Linked DNA regions of Homo sapiens: region 1 is linked to region 2. A link is an interaction called in ENCODE POLR2A ChIA-PET data of the cell type or tissue named here. Cell type or tissue: Caco-2. All regions are shown on one strand. Each heading gives the region's core, and the rest is flanking DNA. Links, peaks and the distances in the headings are about the cores only.

The links. Peaks named below come from ENCODE experiments on the same cell type or tissue, not always from the same donor. Only the 100,000 strongest peaks of a DNase experiment are listed, where the experiment ranks them.
Region 1: POLR2A ChIA-PET joins it to region 2 with 14 read pairs; 4 of 35 experiments call an interaction of 5 or more read pairs at or near these places.

What each region holds. Positions count from the first base shown.
Region 1 is chr10:59,884,822-59,899,908 of GRCh38, forward strand. The region is part of intron 1 of CCDC6 (coiled-coil domain containing 6); the gene reads right to left. Among named protein-coding and RNA genes, the nearest start is that of CCDC6, 14 kb to the right of the region's middle. RefSeq lists a silencer at 6,652-6,741. In Caco-2, for the core only: no CTCF peak of the experiment used is centred there; a DNase peak (open chromatin) is centred at 3,630.
Region 2 is chr10:59,981,417-59,989,416 of GRCh38, forward strand. No RefSeq gene overlaps it. Among named protein-coding and RNA genes, the nearest start is that of LINC01553, 25 kb to the left of the region's middle. In Caco-2, for the core only: no CTCF peak of the experiment used is centred there; no DNase peak of the experiment used is centred there.

The DNA.
Region 1 (15,087 bases), core at 1-8,000, 97 kb before region 2:
GGGAGGCCGAGGCGGGCAGATCACTTGAAGTCAGGAATTTGAGACCAGCCTGGCCAACATGGTGAAACCCCATCTCTACTAAAAATACAAAAATTAGCCAGGCATGGTGACACACGCCTGTAGTCCCAGCTGCTTGGGAGGCTGAGGAAGGAGAACTGCTTGAACCCGGGAGACAGAGGTTGCAGTGAGTTGAGATCGTGCCACCGCACTCCAGCCTGGGTGACAGAGCGAGACTCCGTAACAACAACAACAACAGAAAGAAAGGAAAGAAAGGAAGGAAGGAAGGAAGAAAAGAAAAGGAGAAAAGGAAAGAAAGGACAGAGAATACGTGTGAATCAGGGAAAGGAAGAGCGAAATCTAGTTTGGATACATTTGTTATATCTACAATACTTCCATCTTCATTCTTTTTTCAATACCCCAGCCATGTCAGGAGGTTTGCTTAACAAGCAGTAAATTATTTTGCCACATCTAGATTTTAAAACACCAAGGCTGTTGGCAAAAACACATCCTAATGAAAAACTGTAAGAGAATGGATTAAAGTACCATTTTTGCAGGTCAAATTTATTCAACTAAAGAAAGTTCTAGACTGGCATGGTCCCCCGAATTTAAAAACCTACTCCTAATTTAAAAGCACATATGCCAACATTACCCCTTGAATTAAATTCAAGGAATAATTCAAGTCTAATTCAAGAGTGGTCTAATGCAGGTCCAATTCAAGATTCAGGACTGAGAGCCCTATCAGACCTGGCCCCACCTACTTCCAGCTTCAGGCCACATCCCGATCTCACTCTGACCACAACTCGTCTTTCAGTTCCTCAAACCTGCCCTGCAGTTCTGTCGCTTTCAGGATTTTTTGCATAGCCTCTTCCCTGGGCCCAGAACATTTTTTTACCAATTCTCTTCATGGTTAACTCCAAAAAAGATATACAGGGGATTGCAGCCTACATGTCACTTCAGGGAAGCTCCGTTGGCTGCCTTAAACTGGTCTGGTTCCCCCCATCATATCCTCCAAGAAACACATCTTTTGAAGGATTTATCACAGCTTCAATTCTATAACTGTGAAATCAGTTGTCTGATGTCTATTTCCAACCCCGCCCCCCGCCCCCCCAACTAGAATATCAGCTGCCAGAGGCAGGAACTGTCTCAAAACCTCTTAGCACAATGCATAGAACAGCCTTATATACAGAATAACCTCAGAAATATTAGCAGAATGAACAAAGTTTTGTAATATATACGTTATTTGTAATATCTGTGAGATGAACAAAGAAGACCGGCCAATATGAAAGAAGATTACATTTAAGGTCTGCAGCTTTAAATCTATCTTTAAGCAGGGGAAATGGAAAATACTGCAGAGTAAAATAAAACCACCAGATAAACAGAGCCCGAAACGGACCAGGATAGAAAAATAATGCCAATTACACTTGAATCCATTTAAGCAGCAGCTTCTGGAGGAAGAAGGAGGCTACAATAATAGTATCCAAAATAAACAATTCAGTAATTGATCAACTAGTCAGAGGAAATTATCCTAATTCAAGATCTCATATGAAATATAAAGTGTTATACAGACAAGAATGAGGAAAAAAGACACCAGGAGATGTATCTAATGTGCAGTTGTGAGTTCAATTGTTTATGCAATTTAAAAGAATATCTGGCATCGCTACTTCTACACACTCTTCTGAATCTGTCTTAAATGCACTATCATTTAAACAAAAACACAAAAGCAGTCTGTCCTACTTTTTTCCAAAGAAGTAAATATACAGAAAGGTTTTACCATAAAATGTTAGCAATATTTCCTGTAGATTATAAATGACATCAAGAAACCATAAAAATAAAAATTTTCACTGTGGCCAAAAAACACCAAAAGCCAAGTCAAAAGACAATTGACAGGTGGGAAATTTTTTTGCAACTCAAAATTGAAAAACAAGAGCAAGTCATTGTAACATATAGAGTTCTAAGAAAAATGGGTAAGAGAAAGACCAAGGTCCCCAAAGACAAACAAGAAAGGATATCAACTAGGCAGGTACAGAAAAAGAATACAAATGGCTCTTATAAACACAAGAAATGATGCTTATCCACCCCCTTGAGAGAAATGCAAAGACTGTACTAATATGTCACTGTCCATTTACCAGACTACCAAAATCCAGTTTGAGAAAACCCTCTGACAGTGTAGTATGGGGCCACATATCTCTCATATCCTACTAATGGAAGTGTAAATTGTAGAAGCAACATCTATTCGAATTACACATATATAGGGCAATCGACACAACAATGTCACTTCTGTGAATTTACCAAGAAAGGCAGCATCAAAAAGTGAGGGAATTCCCTAGAATCAGCTTGCTTAGCTAGGTGTCAATTCTGGCTCTCCTACTCTCTGCGGTATGACTTTAAGCAAGTCACCCAACCCTCTCTGAGCCTCAGTTTCCTGTCTGTAAACAAGGATAATATGCTACTGGCTACTTCACAAGACTGATGTAATGATTGAGTCAACATAAGGAAATGGTTGAAGAGAGTGGCTAGGAATTATCCCCTCTGATACACTCACCCACATACAAAATGACCTACGTTCAAGGTGACGGTGACATTTTGAGACAAAAGACTGAAAACAAATTAAATGCACAATGGTAAGAGATACCCACACAATGGCTTACCATGCAACTGTTAAAAAAAAAAAAAAAAAGAGAAGTATCCAAAATATAATTAAATGGCAGGGGGAGGGGCAGAACAGAATATAATATCATATACGCCACCTTTTGTGTTAAAGGGAAGGGGACCAAATACCAAGTGATGTCCTTCCTAGTCAAAAAAATTCAATTAAAAATATTTTTTAAATGGGGCATTATTTCAAATCTCAGAAGAAATATCATATGTACTCACAAATGTATAGACTAGTGGTTCCCAATTTTTGTTGCTGGGTCAAATGCGACATTGGAATTTCCTAGAAATTTTGGAATTGAATGCCCTTTGCTTGTAAGTGCTGAACTATCAGACCCTTTTTTTAACCTCCTCCTCTGCCAAGGAGCTAACAGAGGAGAAAGAACCCTAGCCTGGATGTGAGGCCACCTCCCTGGAAATGCCAACTGTCCCATTTACCAGCACTGTTCCCTGGCCAATAATTTAACAGCATTTCACCTGAGCCCCAGATCCTTTATTTTCTAAGGAGGTACACACTACCTACTCCCACAGACTTGCCGTGAGACTCAAATGAAATAATTTAGCTGAAACCACTCCATAGATGCTGCTCAAGCTGCAGATTTCAGAGCTGGAGATTCTGGGCAAAGACTGCTTGTTATTCTACCTGTCCAGAAAACGTGTCTGCACATACTGCTCACAGCTTCCTGTCTGGTGCTCTCCAGCCCTGAGTGGCTTCACACATAGCACCGCACCAGACTTTCTGGAAGCCATAGATGCCAGTCCATCTTCCGAGGGCATGACTCCCCACAGATGCTCAGACATTTCTCAGCTAGAAGCTTCCAGGGAAGGCTGGCTGCACAGGATGCCTCACTTCAGATTTCCTTATAGTAGAACCACATAAGCCAGGTCTGCTTCACACAGGTGAAGTGGTGACCTAAACTTTCTGCTGCTTCGTCATGGGGGCTGGGAAGCCAGTCTGCATACCTACTGAGGGCAGAACCAGCAAAACTGGGATGCTCGGAAGCTGGGGACCAGGAAACAGGGCAGCAGGTAAAAGGTCTCCAAGCCTGCTGTCAACAGCTTTAGGGAGGAAGGTTAGAGCTGGGGCCAGCAGCCTAAGGGCACAGGGCTTAATAGCAGAGGGGAGACAAGGATAATACCTTTGATCACAGAAAAGCCTGTGATGTTTACCTTTCAAACACTAATTTGCCAGGGGAAAAATTGCTAATTTTGTCTGGTATGATAATGGTATGGTGGTTATAAAGTCCTTATCAGAGAGGCAAACTGAACCATTTATGGTGAAAGCATTTTAAGACTATGTGTCAATAATCAGTGAAGCTGGTGGTTTGTGGATTCACTCTACTTTAGTATATGCTTGAAAATTTCCATAATAAAATAAGCTTAAACAAAATCCACTATCATCATAAAAATAAATTTCACAGCAGGGAAATGTGAGAAAAGTATTCTCACAGTCTGATTGCATGCCAGACAAGCAGGGCCACGAGATAAGGCCTCTAAGTCACTAACATGGGCAGCCATTTCTCCTCCCAGGGTATCAACATCCTCATCAGAGCTGGGGCCCTTGAATATCAGGGGACCCACGCACGCTTCACCCATCAAAACTAACTGGCACTGCCCATGAATTCCTTTTTAGGGCTATTGAGGCATCCCAAGATGCTCCCCACTGGCTACATGGTACATGCTCTGTGTCAGAAGCAGCTGGCCTGGAAGATATTCAGGTGCAGAGCTTCCCATCTGGCATTCCCTGCAGGAAAATGTGCATCAGCCATAAATGACAAATGACAACAGGGACACGTGAGAAAGCATTCTATGGGAGGGGCTTCTGAGGCAGGAGGAAGATGGATAGGAAAGACCTCAAACATCAATCCAGCCATTCTGGGCTGCATGGGATGCTACAAGTCAGCCTGCTGTTTCAAGCTGCCATGCCTTCATCCATGCTGATCCTTCTCCCTAGAATGCCCTTTATTCATGTTTTCCTGAGGGAATAAAAACCTTTGAGTCTTCCAACCTTCTGCTGTCCACAAAGTACTCAACAGCTGCCCAGGCCAAACACAGTCAGTTCCATATTCATTCATTTCTTCCTGGGCCAGCCCTGGGTCTGTCTGGCCCAAGATGCCTCACTGCCCTTCTCTCCTGCTCTGCAAGGTACAGGTGACCTCTGCAGGCTCCATCTCCCAGTTTCCAAAGTACGCCAATGAGATTCAGCCAATAAGAGGCACTAGCAAGAGATGGGAGGATGGAAGGGAGAACTCAGAGTATTTCTCCCCTTTCTCCAACTTGGGCAGCACCCACATCTCAAGGCCCAGGGGAGTTCCAACTTCTTGGTGACCGCAGCCCCTGGGCTCTGATGGCACTACCTCCTCCCTTTATCCTCCAGAGGGGTTGTGGGAGCAGCGTTCTGCTCCTGCTTATCCCTGGGTTGTCTCATCACCCACCCCACTTCAGCTTCTCAGCAACTCTACCACTGGGATGACCAATCTCTGAATTACATTCTTCTCTCTCAACTCCACATGGTTTGTTTTCACAACTCTAGAGCCAAACCCCTCACCTGGGGGCCAAATGCAAGCTGCCCTTCTGCAAACCCTAAATTCTAAACACACTTCTCTCAGGAAGCTGAGGCTCGTCAAGAAAGACATGACTGATGTCTCGTCCCACAGAGAAGGCAAGGCATAGATAGGCCCAGTTCTCCCAGTACCACTGCAGGCTGGCGAGGAAAGGAGACATAAAACAAGGGGTTTCGTAACATGTGGCCAAGTAACGGCAGATACCTGAGACATCCAGTCAACGATGGCTTTCAGAGAGGAGGAGACCAGGAAGCTGGTGTGGAAGAACAGGAACTGTGAAAGCAAACTGAGAGCCGCTGAGGAAGAAGTGGAGGCACCATCCTGAGAAGACTCCAAAGAGCCCCGCAAAAGGAGGGGATGCTGCCAAGGAGGGGATGCTGCGTCGGCTTCTTCTCAGACAGCAACCTGATCTCAGGTTTGTGGGGGAAGAAAACAGAAAAGGGAAGAAATGGGCAAGAAGCAAATCTATAATCATTGAATTGAGAAGGAAAAGGAAGAACTGTGCTGAATGCACCCTGAGAGCTTTCCTAAGTCACATCATTTATCCCCAAAACTGGAGAGCTAAGATACTATGATCGCTTTTTAGAGAAGAGGGCAAGATGGCTTAGAGGTTAGCTAAATTGCCCCAGGTTCACACAGCAAGGAAGGGGCAAACAGATTTTTGTTTTTTTTCTTTTTTATTTATTTATTTTTATTTTCTTTTTATTATTATACTTTAAGTTCTAGGGTACATGTGCACAACGTGCAGGTTTGTTGCATATGTATACATGTGCCATGTTGGTGTGCTGCACCCGTTAACTCGTCATTTACATTAGGTATATCTCCTAATGCTATCCCTCCCTCCTCCCCCAACCCCACGACAGGCCCCGGTGTGTGGTGTTCCCTACCCTGTGTCCAAGTGTTCTCTCATTGTTCAATTCCCACCTATGAGTGAGAACATGTGGTGTTTGGTTTTCTGTCCTTGCGATAGGGCAGACAGATTTTTAAACACAGGTCCTCTAGGTTTTAGGACTATCAAATAAAACACAGGAGGCCCAGTTAAATTCGAATTTCAGATCAACAACAAATAATTTTCTAGTATATATAGGTGCCATGCAACATGTGGGACATATGTATACTAAAAAATAATTCATTGTTTATTTCCAATTGAAATACAGTTGTGCATCCTGCATTTTTACTTGCTAACTGGTAATCCTACTTGGTTTCCAAGTGCTTCCGTTATTCCAAGTCAAGCCAAAGCACCCTAGGGTGGGAAAATCAGAAAGCAGTTAATGAATAAAATTGAAAGGAGGGAAAAATTCACACAGCCTAATAGAGAATGCTAATCTGCAACACATAAAATAAAGAAGCATAAAAACAAAAGCAATAGAAGCTATAGAAGACTTTGAGAACTGGGGAAAGAATACACTGTACTTATGGAAAGCAGTAAAGCCTACCGGTTTTCATTTGTGGCCTAACAAGCGAATCCCAGTTCCCTTTACACATCACTGTCAGGCAGCAATCACCCAGAGCTACAAGGCTCTGGGCCAAGTAAGAACCAACCACGGAAGGGATGACTGTCATTAGCACTAATCTTCCTTACCTGAAAAAGAGTTCAACAAGAAGGTGTTCAGACAAGTAGCAGAGAGGGAGGCAGAGAAACCAAAAGGCTCCAATAGTTTTGGCTAGAGGCCCCACAACTCTGATGGATAGACAACAGCAAAAGAGGGAAGGGCAGTCTTGAGCTTACTTTAACTTGTTTATTTACAATGCAAGCAGAGTTCATCAGATAAAATAGCCTCCTTGCCCTCTCTTACCATCCCAAAAGTCAATACAACCAAAATATTAATAGTAGTTTGGAGAAAAGCATGCTCCTCAATCTTCAAATGAAGTCCTCAGGCTAGAAAGCAACCCAGAGGCAACAAAGAAAAGAGGTCACTTGAGGAGTCCTTGGCAGAGAAAACTACTGCCTCCCACAGACCACCCTGGCCCATCACCAGGGGTTGTCCTTCCATCATTCGGCTACTGCAATCCTGCAAAGTCAGTCCATTTCAAAGATTCATGTTTTGGTTTCTGTTCTTTAAACCAGCAGCTAAGGAGAAGTGGCACTAGGGCGTTGCCCATCAAAGTCCACCTTCTAGAACCCATACCCCCATGAAAGAGGGTCAAAAGTCTCTATCAGAGAGGCCAGTTTTGACAGTCTTCTGTCTGCCGATAGTACTAAAGTCAGAAAACGTGTACTTTTTTAAAAAACACAATGGAAAGAGCTCTGTAACTGACCTATAGGGAAAAAAACCAGATCTTTTAGGAAGTGTGTTTACCTCCTGCAGTCCTGTTACTTTTACACAGCCACACAGACTGGTATAATCCTGGCTCACCAAACCCTTGGAAACCCACTCAGTTCCCAGGCATCCCCAAGCACCAGAGAAACATGGGTCGTTAGAAGCCAGGTTGCGAGGCTCCCCAACCTGCGGTGCACAGGGAGCTTGGTGCGGCCTCAACCACCCCCGCTCAGCTTTCAAGAGGTTATTTTTCTATCATAATCTTATAGGATTATCTAGAGCAGGACTGATTTTGAAATGTATTTTGGAGGACAATAGAAGGGGGTGGGGAAGTACTAATAATAGTTAATATCATTTTCTACAGGAATAACTCACACATTACCCCAAAACTTTCCTGTGTGTATCAATCTCATTTGATCTTCATTAACTGTGGGATGGGAGCAAGATTTGTGTTAACTCTACAGTCTCTCATAAGGTAAGTAACCAAGGCTCAAAGGCCCTAAATGCAATACAACTTAGCTAGTAGGGTAGCCAGAACCTAATTAATAAGCACATAAGTCCTGTAGGGCCTGAATGTCCTCTGCTGTGTCACACTCCTTTCACGTCATCCCGCTGCCCAGCACCAATACTGAGGGAAGGGGGTGGGGCCGCCCAGGAAGCTGACTCTAAAACTGAAAATAATTTCACAGATACTTATGCAGACCATTGCACAGCAATAAAAAATAACTCACTATATGCACTGCATGGATACTGTTTAATATTAGTGAAGGAACTAGGATAATCAAAGAATCCAGACACACAAAATACATTCTGTATAATTCCATTTATATGAAGTTCAAACACTAGCAAAACAAATCTATTAAATATATTGAGATAAATCAGAACAGGGTTACTTTTTGCGGGGGGAGGGATACTGACTGGAACAGAGCACATGACAGTTTCAGGGGTGTTGACAATTGCATGTATCCTAAGCAGGGTGGTGGTTACACCAGTGACTTCATTTTTAAATTCACTGAGCAGCCGGGTATGGTGGCTTATGCCTATAATCCCAGCACTTTGGGAAGCTGAGGTGGGAGTATCGCTTGAGCCTGGGAGCTGGAGATCAGCCTGGGCAACCATGTGAAACCATGTCTCTACAAAAAAAATCCAAGAAACAAATAGCTGGGCATGGTGGTGCACGCCTGTGGTCTCAGCAATTCAGGAGGCTGAGGTGGGAAGATCGCTTTGAGCCCAGGAGGCAGAGCCTGCAGTGGGCCAAGATCACCCCACTGCACTCCAGCCCGGGTGAAAGAGTGAGACTTTGTCTCAAACAAACAAATACATACATACATACATACATACATACATACATACATACATACATACATACAATGAGCACTGTTTGATAAATTTGTGCATTCAAAGTCTGTATACTTTAAAGTAAGTTATGGTTCTCCACCGAAGGCTTTACAAAGAAAAGTGAGCAGTTCCCAAAATCTATTCCACAAACTTTATTGAACAGCTGTGTTAAGGTTATGGAAAACACAAATGACCCTTCAAATGGTAGGGTCTTTACATGGCAGTCACCATGCAAGGTACCGTCCAACTGCTGTGTTCAATCCCCTGCTCTGCTGCTTACTGCGATCTTCAAGGGGTTGCTGGGACTCCCTGTGCCTCATGTCTTTCATCTGTGACACTGAGATCACAAAGGGTTGTCCTGAGGAGTCAATGAGTCCCTAACGGTAAAGGGTTGAGAACCATACCCAGAAACACCACAAGACTGCAATATGTGGCAACTGTTATCATGGAATAAGACAGGTCATCCTACTAATGATAAATAACAAGATACCTGCCTTCAAATATTTCATTAAAAAGACACAAATAAATGTCTGCACTGAGTAGCCAGAGTGGATTTCCAAGAGGCAGAAATGCTCTTACTCTTCCCCCGCCCTTCTGTAGTGAGCTCCTGAAGGGAATCCAGGCACACAGCCCAGAGTTGCCCAGCTGGTCACTGCTCTCCTCCCATCCTCATTTTTCTCGGCATTCAGGTTCTGCCTGGGTGTGGGAGGAGTGCCTTGTCCAATCATTACTCAGCCCCTACTTCTTTCAAATTAACTTCAATTTATCCTTTAGATCGTGACTAAGAAATCTCCTCATTCCAGAGCCTGCGCTCTCTAACTCTGCCTCCACTCCTGGATTGAATCAGGGGCCCACCACCAATGCCACCAGCACAAAATCATCCCAGTTGTTATATACAGGCACACTGCCTGGCATACAGCAGACACTCATGTTTGTTGAAAAAAATAAAAAAACCCACTTGTACTGTGCTAGTCAGGCTATTTTTAAGTAGAGATTGTAACATAAATGCAAAGGAAGAAACTGATTCCAGACTGGGATGGGGAGGGGTGGGGGGGAATCCATAAGGCTATGCCATGTGAAGAGGTGGCAATATCCTGGGGTAGCTGAACAGGGTGCAGGAGTGGAGTAGACCAAGGCCCAACTGGAGGGCAACTGAGCCAGGAAGGGGAGCACAGACTGTCCCCCATGCGATGAAGGAACCCTTCTCTAGTGTTATTTCTTTTCCAAGACAGGGAGTTTGCTACCCTGGCAACACTCCCTTAGGCCCAGCATCCTGGGAATTTGCTGTGGCAAAGGAGCAGCCCTGACTATCCTAACTGAACAGAACTGTATAGGAACTTCTAATAGGAAAATGCCCATGAGATGAAGATAAAACTGTCCCTGGGCTGTGCATGGTATCTTATGCCTGTAATCCCAGGACTTTGGGAGGCCAAGGTGAAAGGACGGCTTGAGCCCAGGAGTTCAAGACTAGCCTGGGCAACATAGTAAGACCCTCTATAAAAAATAATAATAATAGTGACCCAGGAGTGGTGGCACACATCTGCAGTCCCAGCTACTCTGGAAGCTGAGGTGGGAGGATCACCTGAGCTTAAGAGGTCGAGGCTGCAGTCAACAATGATGGCACCACTGCACTGCAGCCTGTGTGACAGAGCGAGACCCTGTCTCAAAGAAAACCGACCAAACAAAAAGGCCTGTCCCTAAATTAATTTATATGCCATCTTCCCACAGACTGTAGAAGCTCTGAGGTCAGACCTGGGCTCAAATCCCAGTCCCATCTGATAGTCATGGGACCTCAGGCAAGTGATACAAGCTTTCTGGGCCTAAATTTGTAGGCTTATGGCTATGGATAAACAGTAGTACTGATCGTATAGGACTGTGGTGAGGATTAAATGAGAGGATATACGCAAACCCCTTCCAATAGTGCCTAACCCATAGTAAGCACTGGATAAACATCCACTGTTATCACAGCAACACAAAAAGATTTGGAAGTGGGACAATGGTGGTGAATAAAAATTCTGTAAGCTTTCTTTTTCCTTCAAACCTTTTAAAACTCCGGTTTACCTTGCCTCAAAAGAGGTCTGGCTTTAGTCCTTGACGTTCTGGAGGCAATTTCTAACCCTTTCGAAGGTCATGCCTGATAAGAGTGTCTTTGTTTACCTGAGGGCGTTGGATCACACTGGAAAGCCTAACAGTGTGATTCAGCCTGAGCGCTTTAGGCCATGTGGTATCAGCACAGCCTACTCAGGGCCTGGAAACTGAGATCTGCCCTGTGGATAGGCGACCATGTCTATGTGATGAGCCCCAGTAAAAATTCTGCAGCCCAAGGCTTGGCCAAACTTCGCTGGTTGGCAATACTCCATGTGTATTGTCACACGTTGTTGCCAGGAAAGTAATGTTGTGCACACTCCACGGGGAGAGGATAACTAGAAGCTCCACAATGAAAAACGTTCCTGGACTCTGCCCTATATGCTTTTTCCCTTGACTGATTTTAACCTGCATCCTTTCCCTGTAATAAACTGTACCTGTGAGTATAAAAATAAGTAATTTAAAAAATAAAATTACAGTTTATTCCAAATGCTATCAAGGAAATTAAATGCATACATTTCATTAAAAATAAAAAATAAAAAGCAACCATGATCTGTGAAGTGTTGGGGGTAAGATATGGGGGGATGACCCTTCCCTCCTGGAGGACAAGCTCTTGCCATGGGTTATTCCCTCATCCAGCATCTCCACATCTGGGTGCTTACTGGCACCAAGCCCAGAGCTGGGCGTAGGGCTAGGGCACTGCACATTTGCTGAGTGACAGAAAAGAACCATATATGGGACAGCTAACAGGCAGTACAAACTTAAGTTAAAATAAGACATCAACACTTAAGGTCCAAATTTATAACTTCAAGACCAGGACAGTAAAAAGCAGCTAGCAGCTTTTGTAGACCAGAGTAAGTCTTTCTTTAAAAAAAAAAACAAACAAAAACAAGAACAAAAACAAACAAACAAAAAAAATTAAGTCACTAGGAATAGAGGTTTACCAGGGAGGAAAAAAAAATGGGTGTTATTGTTTAATGGGTACAGAGTTTCCTTTTGGGATGATGAAAAGTTCTGGATATGGATAATGGTGATGGTTGCAAAACACTGTGAATGTACTTAAAGCCACTGAATTGTACACTTACAAATGGTTAAAATGGTGAATTATATGTTGTGTATGTTTTTATCACAAAAAAAAATGCAAAAAAAGTCACTGGTACTCTTCTCTGGGTACCTAAGGTATTTCACAATATAAACCCCATGCATGCAAGGCTCAAAATGGCATAAAACAGTTAATATACTTTCCAAGGGACATAAACCCTTACCAGGTAGTGATTTGAACCTGAAGAAGTCTAACTCTACTTTATGGAGAATACACTTAAAACAGTACTCTTTGGTTAATAAAAACAATAAAATCACCTAGTCAATTTTTTCCTCAAAGATTAGTAGGGCTACTAAATGAAGTGAAGACACGATGTTTTGACTCAACGGATGTCTTTGTTTAGATAAACTCTGGTCTAGTGAAGAACTCCACCCCACAAAAAACATCTCTCAGTAGAATAAAAGTTATCATTTGAGTTGGTATATTAGGATAATTTTTTTTTTTTTTGAGATGGAGTTTCACTCCTGTTGCCCAGGCTGGAGTAAAATGGTGCAATCTCGGCTCACCGCAACCTCCACCTCCCGGGTTCAAGCGATTCTCCTGCCTCAGCCTCCCGAGTAGCTGGGATTACAGGCATGCACCACCATGCCCAGCTAATTTTTTGTATTTTTAGTAGAGAAGGGGTTTCTCCATGTTAGTCAGGCTGGTCTCAAACTCCCGACCTCAGGTGATCCGCCTGCCTCGGCCTCCCCAAAGTGCTGGGATTACAGGCGTGAGCCATCACACCTGGCCTATTAGGATAATTTTTAAAAAGTCAAGCTTGCATACAAGTAATTTCATGAGTTGAAAAGTTATCTATATGAAACTCCAGGTATAATTATTTTTCTCTCAGATCTGTCCCTTTTAGCCTCTCTAATTCAATCTCAACAAGCAGACAGCACAAAAGACTCAAACTGTTCACTTATAGAAGCAACAGGTGAAGTGTTTAACACAGGTAACTAGATTTCTAAGAATTTTCTTTAGGTCACCCATAATCCCTGCTGCTTTCATTCTTTTACTCTCGTCCTTCCTCCTATGGAAAACTTTTTGAATGATGACTTATGCCTGGCTGAACATCCCAACTCTGCTCTGCAGTACCAAGTGGCCTCATTTGATCCTCAGTGCCCTGAGATGCCCTGGTGGGTATTACCCAGATCACTTTGGACACACACCTGGCACCACAAGGCTGGATTGATCTGGAACAGATGCATGGAAGATTAGCCCATCAATCAGCACTGCTTTTGTAAAAAACTAGAATTCAAAATTTCCTATAAAATAGTACCTCTAATTTTACTGCAAGAAGTCTTTGCTTTCAGATAGTTTCGGATTAAAAACTTGAGAAATTCCGTCCATCCACCATTATTCCATGAAAGAAACAGGAATAGAGGGAAAAAAACCACCTAGATAATTTCCATGTACTGACAGATGCAGATTATGAAATTAAAATATCAATGACATTTCTTTTCAATCATCATCACATAAAAACAAAAATTAAAAACAAACCAAAAGCCTCCCAGTGCCACCTCAGCATAAATTGAGCAACAGCTCTCCCCATCTCTGCCTTACATAATAAACTACAAGCTAATTAAACTGTGAATGAATGTGATAACTTGTTACCCTTAAAGATATTCACAGAGATAGATGAACTTCATTTTGGAAGCTGGAAGGTAAAATTCCCCTCCCTGGGAACCCCTACAGGAGTCGGCCTAAGCTTCCCTTCCTGCATCCATGTGTGTGTTGGTTCCTTCTGCACTGCACAATCCCCAAGGCTGGAGAGAAAGGCTGTTTCCCTCTGCTCTGTATTCCCTACAGCACCAGGCCAGGGCCAGGCTGAATGAAAGTCAAGTGCAATCCTCGCTATGCTACCGGGAGAGCCCTAACATTCCTTTTGGATATTTGTATCCAGCACACAGTATTATAAGCACTTGACAGCTGAATCCTGCCTCTTTGAGGCTATATTTATTTTATTTATTACATGCCATTTTGTACCTTACTGAAGAAACAAAGGCGGGGGCAGAGAGGGGAGACCAGAAAAATCTCCCAGCAAAAAACAAATGAGTATTGTAATGAACTATAATCATTAAATTGCACTCCATATGTCTGATCCAGGAACCAATAAGTAAAGGGGAGGGTTAATTCTAAATGACCATCAATCATATTGTTAAGCCTTTTTTAAAAGAATACTTATCCCTAAAGAGAGAACCTACACAAAGTGACCTTTGCAATTTACTGGTATCAGGGTTGGAATAGACTTCACAGCTGTGCATTTCACAGCCATAAAAGATAAGAAAATTTGACAGCCTTGGAGAAGTAGGAAGAATCTGCAAGTTAACACCACCCCAAGATCCTCACAATTAAAAATATTTTCCAGAGGATTAGTTCCTCTGTCAAGAAAATTGCAACCATCACCAAGCAGGAACATATTGAACCTGTGAACATTTACTCTGCCAACTTTGACAATTCAATATACCTGAAAACAACCACAATGTGATTGAAAACAAAAAGCAACACCTACCCACTAAGGAAAAAAAGTATGCAGAGAGGACAGAAAAGATTACCATTATTCCTTACTCAGCCTGACTGCAGTTCAGTAGTTTGGATTAGCATTTTGAAGTGTAAACACAATTATTTCGGCAAGGCATGATTTAAGGAAAACACACACACACAAATACACTGTGGTGACACTTGTGTCTCTGCAAGACACAGCAGACGTAAGAATTCAACAATCCCCCTACCCTGTTTTCAGATGCTTCCCCCATCACTGCTACAGGTCACCAGTATTTATTTGCATTACTGCATCCCCCTGCAATGGGCCAGAGTTGTTTCCCAGTGGTGCATTTCAACATTAAAGAGTCATAGGAAACACCTGGAATGATCTGCCACCATCACCAAAACCAAGGCAGCAAATCTGAACACTTCCAATGGGGCTACTTTTTCCTCCAAGCCCTGCTCAGAAACACTTAGAAAGGAGAACCTGAAAATACTTTGTCCCCTTTCAGATAAAATGTTATCAGGAACACCCAGGTGTATGCTGCAAGGTAGCCCACATCACCCAAAGCTAGAAGGCAAGGGCACACTGATTGCAATGGTCCCCCAAAGTATACAA
Region 2 (8,000 bases), core at 1-8,000:
CAACCTCAACTTCAGCTTTTTTCCTGATGACTGCATATTATTTAAAAACAAAACCAAACCCTGCTATTTGTTTCTTCTTTCAGGTTAAATTATTCCAAGTGATTCCAATTAAGCAATCCTCATGTGTATCTCTTTAAGCTGTGACCAGGAAGATCTAAGAAGGTTCTATGGCATTTTGGAACTTTTCTCCCTGACTTGATTGTATTTGAAGTTTTGCCAAAATGAAAAATCAAGACCTGTGCCTTGGGGCAGAGCTGTAGAGCTACGTCATGACGCTTGGTTTTCATTTAAGACAGGGAGGCCATTCTGGAAATCAAACTTTAATTAAGCACACAGCTGGGAGTGGATAGGGGTCAAAGCCTGGAACTTGCCCCTCCTCCTCATACTACTATCCCAGGTGAGATGTATTTTCCTGGTATGATCCCCATTGCTGGCATGCCTGAACCTTTCCCCAGATAATTTCAGAAAGTGGCCTGTGATGCATGTTCTAAGGTAGGATTTATCTAATTTCTTTTGAATTGGTGAAGATTGTATTGGGAACTAGGGTTAGACTGTTTCTAACCTCAGGAGAGTCACTTCCATACTGTTCCAGCTGATAGCAAACACTGATAACAATTTCAAAGGAGGAAAATAAATGTTTAAATGGCAGTAACGTAGAAAAGTGCCTTGGTTTCAAAACATGTTGATAACTACTGCTCCTTTGTTATTCAGTTTTGCCCTCTATAAAAGTCTGCTATTATTTCTAGCGCTGTTTCCTGAGTAGTTTTCTAGTCAAGCAATATGAGGGATTAAAATGGTGCCTGGGGCGGGGGTGGAGGGGAGGGCAGGGGTGGGGGAGTCAAGCTGAAGTTTCAGTACCCAAGTCTCATTGTACTTTGCTAGGAATACCTATGGCATTAAAGTAGGAGATTTTCTTTTCTTTTCTTTTCTTTTTTTTTGAGATGGAGTCTCGTTCTGTTGCCCAGGCTGGAGTGCAGTGGCGTGATCTGGGCTCACTGCAGCCTCCGCCTTCTGGGTTCAAGCAATTCTCCTGCCTCAGCCTCCCGAGTAGCTGGGATTACAGTTGCCCGCCACCACACCCGGCTAATTTTTGTATTTTTGGTAGACACAGTGTTTCACCATGTTGGCCAGGCTGGTGTTGAACTCCTGACCTCAGGTGATCTGCCCACCTTGGCCTCCCAAAGTGCTGGGGTGACAGGTGTGAGCCACTGCACCCAGCATGAAGTAGGAGATTTTTATCTCTTAATATTAAGTGAAGTTTTGGGTCATCAAAAAAGAGGTGTGCATATATGTGCCTGTTGTGTATACACGCAGAGTGGAGATGTTGAAGCAGCTCTAGACTGGTAGAATCCAGAGGAAGAAGAGAGTGGGGAGTAGAGAAAGGGAAAAAACAGAGAACTATTAAAACCAATAGATGCTATAAAGTGCAAAGAACCATATTTTGTTTAGGACCTCCCTGCATCTTTAACTTTGTTATTCTCCATTTCAGGTTCCTGTGTGCTTCTGTCAGAGACATAATGTAATATTCTAATGAGTTTAATTTATTATACTCATTTATTCTATTATTCATTCTCCTCTTACTATTTTTTTTTTTTTCTTGAGACAGGGTCACGCTCTCTTGCCTAGGTTGGAGTGCAATGGTGGGATCATGGCTCACTGCAGCCACCATCTCCGAGGCTCAAGTGATCCTCCCACCTCGGCCTCCCCAGCAGTTGGAGTTATAGGCATGCACCACTACGCCAGGCTAATTTTTAATTTTTTTGGTATAGATGGGGTCTCACTATGTTACCCAGGCTGGTGTTAAACTCCTGGGCTCCAGAGATCATCCTGCCTCGGCTTCCCAAAGTGTTGGGATTACAGGCATGCATCACTGAGCCCTGCTGTTCCCTTATTCCACTTCTGAAAATGTGTTTTCAGAGGACAAAGATTTGTCTTTATTCAACACTGAATTTGTAGCACCTAGTAGGTGCTCAGCTTGTTGAATGAATGAAGATTTGAATACACTAAGCACATCGCTTACATGACCTCTTAATAATCTGAGCTTTACAATGTTTTGGACTAGAAACAGGACTTTCTCCCCCTTGTTATTGTTGTTATATGTATTTAAAGACAAAAACTTTTGGGTGACTAGTTTGAATTCAGGAGTTTAGGGTATGTATGGCATTTGGAATATGATCACTATATCACTAGGTATGTGCCACCATTCCATTATTTTTATGGAGTCCATACATTTCTCTGATACATGAGCTAGGAGTTGAAAACAGTCTATTAAGTTAGTATGCAACCTATTTTAGGACTGTTAGTCTCCACAGTCTGACCACAACTCTTTAAATTTGTCTGTCATTGTCAGTCTTCATTGTCTTAAGTCTAGCCCAGAGCTGCTACTCACTGTCAGCAGAATCCCAAAGTCAAAATGAAGAGTGTTCCAGAACCCATATCAAGGCCTCCTCATGTGGGCTCCTAACAGCCCAGCTTAGTCTGTTACTGCCTTCTAAATACAGCACCCTGGAGCTTTAGAGCTTCAATACTTCTTTTAAAGAAAGGTTAAAACTTGGAACAGGGAAAGTAGATGCATTCAGAGTAGAGAAACTGATAGGATATTTTTGGATGACAATTGGTTCATAAATTTTAATCCCTCTTCTCTGTTAAATCTCTCAAAGGAAATCTCTAGGTTTTGCACTCTTTGACTCTTATCCTCTGCTTAGTTTTGTCTTTTGTAAAGTATGTCCCCTTTTAAAAAATTATAAAAGGACACATTTGCAGTCTTGTTTTAGTACTCTGAAACCAGAATTGTTAACAGTAGGTTAACATGTGCATGCAAGATTACATTCTCCTCTGTACGTTACAGATCTGAAAAAGGGAAAAGAATTAAAAGAATTATAAATAGTTATACACTACTAATGTTCATCTATTTTTAAATCTATCATTCTATTTCTAAATTTCTTGATTTAGAAAAGGTTCTAAATTGCTTGATTTAGAAATAGAAAGTTTTTATACTTGCAAGCTTTTATTTTTGTCTTTCTTAGATTTTAATTATTCTTTGCAAAACTCAGAGTCTAATTTATTTGTTGCACACTGAGAAGGTAACATGTTATACCTGTTACATTAGAGGAAGAAAAAAAAAAGATAATACCAGAGGCAGGGTCTGCTGAATTAAAAGTGAAACATCCACATATGTATACTCACACTTGGCTGCTGGTAGGGATGACTCAGGAAAACTCATTTGAGAATCAATTTTACATAATAGCAAGAGCTGTTCACAGATTTTTGACCTGATAATTCCACTTTTTATTGGAGCATTTATAATATTTGGAAAAAATTGAAATATCCAAATATCAGAAAGTGTAAATTATGTAGTCGTATAAATTATATCTCTATTGGAAATAATAATATCTAGCTATTGAATTGTAAAGATCCTGCATGGGGCAAAGCCCTTTTTTTTTTTTTTTTTTTTTTTTTTGAGATTGAGTTTTGCTTTTGTTGCCCAGGCTGTAGTGCAATGGCGCAATCCCGGCTCACTGCAACCTCCACCTCCCGGGTTCAAGTGATTCTCCTGCCTCAGCCTCCTGAGTAGCTAGGGTTATAGGCATGTGCCACCACACCTGGCTAATTTTGTATTTTTAGTAGAGACAAGGTTTTTCCATGTTGGTAAGTCTGAACTCAAACTCCCGACCTCAGGTGATCCGCCTGCCTCAGCCTCCCAAAATGCTGGGATTACAGGAGTGAGCCACTGCGCCCGGCCCTGGCAAAGCCTATTTTTAAATGTAAGTGAATAAAGGAAATATAAAGTTACACCACTCTTATTCACCTGTGGAAAAAAATAAATACATTTGATGCAAACTAGAAGGAAATACTTGTTTTAGGGTGTTAGAATTAAGCATGGTTTTATTTTTTAATGTTTTTGTTTTTGAAATGGAAAAAAATTAAAAATGCTTATCCTAGAAGATCATGTGATTTTTTAGCAACTGTCTACACAAACTACATTGATATTGCAAAACTGGCATAAGCCTTTACTAGAAAACTGAAATAACAAATGCCTCTTGGTTACACAAAATATTCCATTTTTCAACTTCATTTATTCCAGCACTGCAAATGTTTGCAACTCAGCTTTTGTGACCCTCATAGTGTACATCCACTATTTTTGAAAGCTATTCAGAAATATTCAGAATTATATGTAGTACTGTTCAAGGTATATCCAACAACACTGTGAGGAAAATGAGGGCCCAGGTCACACAACTAGTGAGGGATACTTCATCCAGGAGTATAATATGTACCCCTTATTGGCCAACTTAAGGGAGAGAAGTTTGAGGAACACCAGCTGATATTACTACTAGGGGTACCCTTGGGAGACAGGGCCTAAGACAGAAAGGTGAAAACTCAGGGAAACCAGACAAAGGACTACTGGGTAACTAGGAAGGAGACAAGTCAGGACACAAACTAGTGGATCTGAGATTGATGCCATATTAGTCATAATCCTTAGTTTTTAGGGAACAAAAAACACAATTTGGACCATATTAAGTATAAAGAGACTGTACTGACTTATGTAAGTAGGAAGTACCTAACTTCTAAGAACTCAAATTACTTCAGAATTTTCTTTTCTCTCTGTCTCCATCTACCTTTCAGATCTGCTTATTTGTGCATTTTGGTTGGCCTCTCTCCTGTTTTATTTATTTTTATTTTAAGATATTTCTGTGCTTAAATTTTGTGGGTACAAACTAGGTATATATATTTATAGAGTATATGGGGTATTTTGATACAGGCATACAATGTATGATGATAACATTAGGGTAAATGTGGTATTTGTTTCCTCAAGCATTTATCTTTTGTGTTACAAATAACCTAGTTTTACTCTTTTAGTTATTATAAAATGTACAATTAAATTATTGGCTGTACTCTGTTGTGCTATCAAATACTAGATCTTATTCATTCTTTCTAACTATTTTTTTGTACCCACAGGCATCCCCACTCCCCCAGCCCCCACCCTTCCAGACTTTGGTAACCATCCTTCTACTCCCTGTCTCCATAAGCTAAATTGTTTTAATTTTTAGTTCCCACAAATAAGTGTAAACATGTGAAGTTTGTCTTTCTGTGCCTGGCTTTTTTCACTTAACATAATGACCTCCAGTTCCATCCATGTTGTTGCAAATGACAGGATCTCATTCTTTTTTATGACTGAATAGTACTGTATTGTGTATATGTACTCCATTTTCTTTATCCATTTTCCTGTTCATGGACACTTAGGTCACTTCCAAATCGTGGCTATTGTGAATAGTGCTGCAATAAATATGTGAATGAAGATATCTTTGATGTATTGATTTCCTTACTTTTGGGTATGTACCTAGCAGTGGGATTCTTGGATCATATGGTAGCTCTATTTTTAGTTTTGTGAAGAACTTTTAAACTGTTCTCCATAGTGGTTGTACTAATTTACATTCCCATCAACAGTGTACAAGGGTTCCTTTTTCTCTGCATCCTCACCAGCATTTGCTGTTGTCTGTCTTTTGGATAAATGTCATTTTACCTGGGGTGAGATGATATCTCATTGTAGTTTCGATTTGCATTTCTCTGATGATCAGTGATGATGAGCACCTTTTCGTATACCTGTTTGGCATTTGTATGTCTTCTTCTGAGAAATGTCTGTTCAGATATTTTGCCCATTTTTAATCAGATTATTAGATTTTGTTCCTATAGAGTTGTTTGAGCACCTTATATTCTGGTTATTAATCCTTTGTCAGATGGATAGTTTGCAAATATGTTCTTCCATTCTGTGTGTTGTCTCTTCACTTTGTTGATGATTTCCTTTGCTGTGCAGAAGCTTTTTAACTTGATGTGATTCCATTAGTTCATTTTTGCTTTGATTGCCTGTGCTTAAGGGTATTACTCAAGAAATCTTTGCCCAGTCCAATGTCCTGGAGAGTTCCCCTAATGTTTTCCTTTAGTGGCTTCATAGTTTGAGATCTTAGATTTAAGTCTTTAATTCATCTGGATTTGATTTTTGTATATGGTGAGAGATAGGGGACTAGTTTCATTCTTCTATATATGAATATCCAGTTTTCCCAGCACCATTTACTGAAGACTGTCCTTTCCCCAATGTATGTTCTTGGAATCTTTGTAAAAAATAAGTTAAATGTAGATGTATGGATTTGTTTCTGGGTTTCCTATTTTGTTTCATTGGTCTATGTGTCTGTTTATATGCCAGTACCATGCTGTTTTGCTTACTATAGCTCTGTAGTATAATTTGAAGTCGGGTAATGTGATGCCTCCATTTTTGTTCTTTTTGCTAAGGATAACTTTGGCTATTCCAGGTCTATTGTGGTTTTACAAAAGACCATCCTAAAATTTACAAATTTTGGGTTGTTTTTCTATTTCTGTGAAGAATGCCTTTGATATTTTGATAGGGATTACATTGAATCTGTAGATTGCATGGGTAGTATGGACATTTTAATAATATTGATTCCTCCAGTCCATGAACATGGAATATCTTTCCATTTTTTGTGTCCTCTTCCATTTCTTTCACCAGTGTTTTATAATTTTCGTTGTAGAGATGTTTCACTTCTTTGGTTAAATCCTAGGTATTTAATTTTATTTGTAGCTATGGTAAATGGGATTACGTTCTTGATTTTTTTTCAGATTGTTTACTGTTGGCATATAGAAATGCTACAGATTTTTGCATTTGACTTTCGTGTCCTGCAACTTTACTGAATTTATCAGTTCTAATAGTTTTTTGGTGGAGTCTTTACATTTTTCCAAATATAAAATCATGTCATCTGCAAACAAGGATAATTTGACTTCTGCTTTTCTAATTTGGATGCCCTTTATTTCTTTGTCTTATCTGTTTGCTCTAGCTAGGATTTCTAGTACTATGTTGAGTAATGGTGGTGAAAGTGGGCATTTTTGTTGTGTTTCAGATCTGAGAAGGAAGGCTTTTAGTTTTTTTCCCTATTCAGTATAATATTTGCCGTAGGTCTGTCATACATGGCTTCTATTATGTTGAGGCATTTTCCTTCCTTACCCAGTTTTTTGAGGGTTTTTATCATGAGGGATGTTGAATTTTATGAAATGCTTTTTTGGCATTAATTGAAATGATCTTACGGTTTTTGTCCTTTATTCTGTTTATATGGTGTATGATATTGACTGATTTGTGTATGTTGAATCATCCATGTATCACTGGGATAAATCCCACTCGGTCATGATGAATGATCTTTTTAATGTGTTGCTGAATTCTGTTTGCTAGTATTTTGTGGAAGACTTTTTTTTTTATCAATGTTCATCAGATATATTTGCCTATAGTTTTCTTGATGCGTCTTTGTCTGCTTTTGGTACTAGGGTAATACTGGCCTCATAGAATAATTCTGAAACTATTTTTTGAAATAATTTGAGTAGAATTGGTATTGGTTCTTTAAATGTATGATAAAATTAAGCAGTGAAGCCATCAGGCCCCAGGCTTTTCTTTGCTGGGAGACATTTTATTATGAGTTTAGTTGTAATGATCGTTACTTGTAGTGGTCTGTTCAGGGTTTAGATTTCTTCATGGTTCAATCTTTGTAGGTTGTGCATGTCTTGGAATTTATCCATTTCATCTAGATTTTCTAATTTATTGGCACATAGTTGCTCATAGAAGCCTCTAATGATTCTTTGAATTTCTGCAGTATTGGTTATCATTTCATCTCTGATTTTATATATTTGGATCTTCTCTTTTTATCTTAGTCTGGCTAAAGGTTTGTCCATTTTGTTTATCTTTTCAAAAAACCAACTTTTCATTTCATTTATCTTTTATATTGTTTTCTTCATTTCAGCTTCATTTATTTCTGTTCTGATCTTTATTATATTTTTTCTTCTACTAGCTTTGGGGTTGCTTTTCCAGTTCTCTAAGATGTCTCATTAGGTTGTGCATTTGAAGTTTTTCTTTTTTGATGTAGTCCCTTATAGCTGTAAACTTTCCTCTTAGTACAGTTTTGTTGTGTCCCATAGGTTTTGGTATGCTGTATTTCCATTATCTT